Linked DNA regions of Homo sapiens: region 2 is linked to region 1. A link is a contact called in ENCODE Hi-C data. All regions are on one chromosome and are shown on one strand. The core of a region is the stretch at or near the end of the contact, and the rest is flanking DNA. Distances in the headings are between cores, read along the strand shown.

What was found. A loop is a pair of places that touch in the nucleus more often than their neighbours do. Pooled maps may share reads with other maps.
Region 2: a loop to region 1 is called in a pooled map, with 4 times the contacts of the local background. The contact joins the promoter of FGF2 here to the promoter of BBS7 in region 1. A Hi-C loop is called at or near these places in 2 of 37 single-sample maps with no recorded cell type and 4 of 50 pooled maps.

Annotation. Positions count from the first base shown.
Region 1 is chr4:121,868,795-121,871,933 of GRCh38, forward strand. BBS7 (Bardet-Biedl syndrome 7) reads right to left here and starts at 1,680. Exons shown (of 19, transcript NM_176824.3): 1 at 1,484-1,680. The coding sequence starts at 1,519. BBS7-DT (BBS7 divergent transcript) reads left to right here and starts at 1,857. Exons shown (of 1, transcript NR_186650.1): 1 at 1,857-3,139. RefSeq lists an enhancer at 1,381-1,610.
Region 2 is chr4:122,825,261-122,828,200 of GRCh38, forward strand. FGF2 (fibroblast growth factor 2) reads left to right here and starts at 1,571. Exons shown (of 3, transcript NM_001361665.2): 1 at 1,571-2,092. The coding sequence starts at 1,915. RefSeq lists promoters at 430-1,612, 781-1,748, cis regulatory regions at 805-875, 876-914, silencers at 1,414-1,893, 2,234-2,528 and enhancers at 2,114-2,193, 2,476-2,940, 2,874-2,940.

The DNA of each region.
Region 1 (3,139 bases), core at 430-2,929:
ATACAGAGGATGAAAGCAGCAGGGAACTGTCACTGCTGGTGTATAGTTAGGAGAAGAGGATGGGACCAATGGGAGAGGAATTGGTGAAAACAACACATCATGATAAAACGTTCATATAGTATAAATGACTTTATTCTGCATTCCAGAAAATTGTATTAAAGTCATCTGCTTAGATTTGTATTTCTGAAACATCAATCTAGCAAGTGATGTGAAGGATGGCTTGGAGGGAGATGAAGCTGGAGTTCAGGAGCCCAATTTGGAGGTTATTTCAATTATTCAAGCAAGAGAAGATGAGAACCCAAATGAGGGTAATAGAGATGGAAGATATGGGACAGATTCAAGAGATATTTGGGAGTTAAAAGCAGTAAGATGTGGTGACCAGTTGGATATGGAAGTACATAGCATAAACCCCTAGAAAATTGACTGGGCAAACATTTGTACCATTAACTAAAATGAGGTGGCCTAAAAATATGATGAGGAATTGGGGTAGAGAGAATTTTAGGTCTGAAAGAAATTCTGAAAGGCAGTGTAGTGTAACAAAAATACACCAGTTCTGGAGTCCGAGACTTTGATTCAAATAGCCACTCCCTAATTTTTAGCTATTAAGCAAATTACTTGCCTTCTCTAACCCCTTAGATCCTCATTTATAATATTGTCTACTTTGCAAATTCTTATGAGGATTAAATATGTTGGTAGGTATGCTAAATTCTTAGAATAAGCTAGATGCACATTAAACTGTTGTCATTGCTTTTTTTCCCCCTTTCGAGACAGTCTCGCTCTGTCGCCCCAGCTGGAGTGCAGTGGCATGATGTCAGCTCACTGCAGCCTCCGCCTCCCGAGTTCAAGCGATTCTCCTGCCTTAACCTCCCGAGTACCTGGGATTACAGGCGCCCGCCACCACACCGGGCTAATTTTTGTACTTTTTGTAGAGAAGAGGTTTAACCATGTAGGCTAGGCTGGTCTCGAACTGCTGACCTTAGGTGATCCGCCCGCCTCGGCCTCCCAAAGTGCTGGGATAACAGGCGTGAGCCACTGCCCCCGGCCCGGTTTTCATTGCTTTTACCATGATCTGCCTGGTGCGGTACAGCTCACAGTAAGAAACAAGTGCCTGGTGCTCCGCAAAAGGGTCCGGGTAGAGATGGAGATTGAGGATTAGAGGCCCTCAGGCAGCCACGGCTAGGGAGGAGGAGAAGGGCCCTGGGGGGAATCCGGGATGAGACAGTGTCACATTTTCAGAGCATCCTCAGGACCCGGCAGAAGCCAGTACCGTGGGGGCTTGTGCCGCTTTTCCCCGGTCCCCTCGGACCGTCACAGACGAAAGGGAGCTGCCCAAAGGCGGGGTGCTGAGAGGTCGGCACCCAGCCCGGCTCCTTCGCCTCCGCACCAGCTCCTGGCGACCGAGACTTTCGTCAGTGGAAGGAAGGAATCCTCTCCGGGTGCTGGGCTTGCCCAGCGCGGCGCCCGCCCTATCCCTTGGGTTTACCTGCAGATAATCCATTCGGTTTAAAATCAGATCCATGATGACTACGCGGAGGGGCTAAGCAGCGCCGGACAAGAACAGGAGGGACAGAGGCTTCGGGCCCGCAGGCCTCCGACCCAGTCAGAAGGCTGCCCGCGCCCCTCAAAAGCCAGCCCCAGCTACCGCGCCTAGGTCCTGGGCTGCACAGGCGGGGCGACAGGGCAGTGGCGTCCTGCGTGACGTCAGTACGCTGCTGCGAGGGGCTCCTGGAAGAAGATGAAGGCCCGCCCCTTTCCCGAAGCACCGCCCACTGACAGCGTGTTCCAATCAGAGGCGGAGAGGAACAAAAGAGGCGAGGTCCGGGAGACCCATACAGGGCGGTTTCCACAGAGACCCCAGACGCAGTCTTGGCTCCACCCTCACCGCGGCCCAGGGCTAATACTGGACTTCTTTCCTTATCGCTGTAGAAAAAACTAGATAAGCCTGCTAGATTCTGACCGATTTCACTCTGACATTGGAAAGGGTCCTACAAAGAATTAGGTTCCACCGTTATAGGTGCTAGCTTACAGCAGCGGTTCTTAGACTTTTGGCCTTAGGACTTATTTACAAGACTCTTAAAAACCGTTGAGGAGCACAAAGACCATTTGCTTTTTGTGGGTTTTCTCTCATTTTTAATGTTTTTTTTATTTCAATAGTTTTGGGTGTACAGGCGGGTTTTGGTTACATGGATGAGCTCTTGAGTGGCGAATTCCGAGATTTTAGTGTACCCGTCACCCACCAGTGTACACTGTACCCAATATGTAGTATTTTATCCCTCACCCCGCTCCCAATCTCCTCCCTACCTGGAGTTCCCAGAATCCATTATATCGCTCTGTATGTCTTTGCATCCTCATAACTGAACATGCAGTATTTGGTTTTCTATTCCTAAGTTACTTCACTTAGAATAATGGCCTCCAGTTCCATCCAAGTTGCTGCCAAAAGATATTATTTCGTTCCTTTTTATGGCTGAGTAGTATTCAATGGTGTATATATACTACATTTTCTTTATCCACTCGTTAGTCAATGGGCACTTAGGTTGGCCCCATATCTTTGCAATTGCGACTTATGCTGCTATAAACATGCGTGTATATGTGTCTTTTTCCTTTGGGTAGATACCCAGTAGTGGGATTGCTGGATTGAATGGTAGCTCCACCTTTATTTATTTATTTAAGGAAACTTTATACTGTTTTCCATAGTGGTGGTATTAATTTACATCCCCCAAGCAGTGCAAAAGTGTTCCCTTTTCACCATATCGACACCAACGTATATTTTCTAAATTTTATTTTTTATGTTTATTTTTTTTTTTTTGAGACAGAGTCTTGCTCTTGTCCCCCAGTCTGGAGTGCAATGGCACTATCTCGGCTCACTGCAACCTCCGGCTCCCGGGTTCAAGTGATTCTCCTGCCTCAGCCTCCCGAGTAGCTGGGATTACAGGTGCCCGCCACCACGCCTGGCTGATTTTTGTATTTTTAGTAGAAACAGGGTTTTGCCATGTTGGCCAGGCTGGTCTCGAACTCCTGACCTCGTGATCCGCCTGCCTCATGGCCATTATTGCAGGAGTAAGGTGGTATCTCACTGTGGTTTTAATTTGCATTTCCCTGGTGATTTAGTGATGTTGAGCATCTTTTCATGTTTGTTGGC
Region 2 (2,940 bases), core at 321-2,820, 960 kb after region 1:
GAGGTTGGGAGTTCGAGACCAGCCTGACCAACATGGAGAAACCCCGTCTCTACTAAAAATACAAAAAATTAGCCCTGCGTGGTGGTGGCGCATGCCTGTAATCCCAGCTATTCGGTAGGCTGAAGTAGGAGAATCGCTTGAACCCAGGAGGTGGAGGTTGCGGTGAGCCGAGATCGTGCCATTGATCTCCAGCCTGGGCAACAAGAGCAAAACTCTGTCTAAAAAAAATAAATAAATAATAAAAATAAAAACAGTATGCCTGGTTTTAAAGCTTCAAAGAATTTACTCATTCTCCTGTATGTAACATTCTAGAAATGCATCTGGAGTTAAAGCCTTCTTGGAGACTTAAGAACAAATGCACTTATGCATGGCCTTTTGAAACCTAATGTTTCTACAAGGAGGCACGTCCATACTTGCAACTCCTTCTAGAAGCTTCCCCAAATCTCCTGCCTCCCCACGCTGAGTTATCCGATGTCTGAAATGTCACAGCACTTAGTCTTACTCTTCTATGGCCTACTTTCTACTGCTATTTGTGTTACTCATGCTACCCATCTTATCTCCCTCAGTGTGTGAGACGCTGGCATCAGATTTGGCATCTCCCACACACTCAACATTATGTGTTGCACACAGTAGGTACTCAATACATGCAAGTTTTCTGAATAGATATTTTCCTAGTCATCTGTGGCACCTGCTATATCCTACTGAAAATTACCAAAATGCAATTAACTTCAATTTTACATTTGGGATTTACAGAAAATAACTCTCTCTCCAAGAAATGCATAACAATTTAGCTAGGGCAAATGCCAGGTCCGAGTTAAGACATTAATGCGCTTCGATCGCGATAAGGATTTATCCTTATCCCCATCCTCATCTTTCTGCGTCGTCTAATTCAAGATAGGTCAGTAAAGGAAACCTTTTCGTTTTAGCAACCCAATCTGCTCCCCTTCTCTGGCCTCTTTCTCTCCTTTTGTTGGTAGACGACTTCAGCCTCTGTCCTTTAATTTTAAAGTTTATGCCCCACTTGTACCCCTCGTCTTTTGGTGATTTAGAGATTTTCAAAGCCTGCTCTGACACAGACTCTTCCTTGGATTGCAACTTCTCTACTTTGGGGTGGAAACGGCTTCTCCGTTTTGAAACGCTAGCGGGGAAAAAATGGGGGAGAAAGTTGAGTTTAAACTTTTAAAAGTTGAGTCACGGCTGGTTGCGCAGCAAAAGCCCCGCAGTGTGGAGAAAGCCTAAACGTGGTTTGGGTGGTGCGGGGGTTGGGCGGGGGTGACTTTTGGGGGATAAGGGGCGGTGGAGCCCAGGGAATGCCAAAGCCCTGCCGCGGCCTCCGACGCGCGCCCCCCGCCCCTCGCCTCTCCCCCGCCCCCGACTGAGGCCGGGCTCCCCGCCGGACTGATGTCGCGCGCTTGCGTGTTGTGGCCGAACCGCCGAACTCAGAGGCCGGCCCCAGAAAACCCGAGCGAGTAGGGGGCGGCGCGCAGGAGGGAGGAGAACTGGGGGCGCGGGAGGCTGGTGGGTGTGGGGGGTGGAGATGTAGAAGATGTGACGCCGCGGCCCGGCGGGTGCCAGATTAGCGGACGCGGTGCCCGCGGTTGCAACGGGATCCCGGGCGCTGCAGCTTGGGAGGCGGCTCTCCCCAGGCGGCGTCCGCGGAGACACCCATCCGTGAACCCCAGGTCCCGGGCCGCCGGCTCGCCGCGCACCAGGGGCCGGCGGACAGAAGAGCGGCCGAGCGGCTCGAGGCTGGGGGACCGCGGGCGCGGCCGCGCGCTGCCGGGCGGGAGGCTGGGGGGCCGGGGCCGGGGCCGTGCCCCGGAGCGGGTCGGAGGCCGGGGCCGGGGCCGGGGGACGGCGGCTCCCCGCGCGGCTCCAGCGGCTCGGGGATCCCGGCCGGGCCCCGCAGGGACCATGGCAGCCGGGAGCATCACCACGCTGCCCGCCTTGCCCGAGGATGGCGGCAGCGGCGCCTTCCCGCCCGGCCACTTCAAGGACCCCAAGCGGCTGTACTGCAAAAACGGGGGCTTCTTCCTGCGCATCCACCCCGACGGCCGAGTTGACGGGGTCCGGGAGAAGAGCGACCCTCACAGTGAGTGCCGACCCGCTCTCTCCGCCTCATTTCCATTTCGTGGGTTCTCGCCCGCTCTCTCCCCTCCAGCCTGCACCCTCCTCCCGGATCTTCACTGCGACCCTAGCGCTCCGTGTGGTTTCTGGCCGCGCGGCCCTCGGCGGTTTCGGGTTCACCACTCACCCCCTCCTTTCCGGGCTGCGGCGTAGGCCCGGGTGTCCCCTGGGCTTTGGGGTGTGCCAATTTGCCCTGTAAACCAGTACCCCCGGCCCGGAGCCGCGGCGCGCCGGGGCCTCGCGGACTGGCTGTCTTCCCGCGGACAACCTGTCGCGTCGGGGATGCCCGCGGCCCCGCCATGCAGCTCTGGCCGCTTCTATCTGCTGCGTGCTGTCCCGGGGACAAAGACAGGAAGGACCGCAGCAGAACGAAACGGTCTTTACTGGAAAAACACCTTTCTAGAGTCCTGCCCTTAAATTCCGACTCGGGACGACCCGAGGCATATGGCACACTACTCTCACCCACTCTGTTTTATATTTTTCCGAATTGACGAAAGCTGAAAGAGCAAAAACAAAAACCAACCAGCCAACCAGCAAAAAATCCAGATGTTGTTAATAAAGTGCCATAGCTTTGTTTCAGTAGTGAAAAGAAGTGCAAACACTTTAATCTTCCACCTGCAGTGACTAGCTTTGAGACCTTGAGCCGACGCTTAACCCCAGAGCCGGTTTCCTCATCGCTCACGTGGGGCTAATATATTACTACCTTGCAGCAGGCTTGAGGATGAAATGAGAATTGCAGTTTTGCTTTCTGTAAGAAACAATGTTTGTGGTTCTAGAAAGAACACTGGCCTAAATAAGGAGTGCTTGGACTTT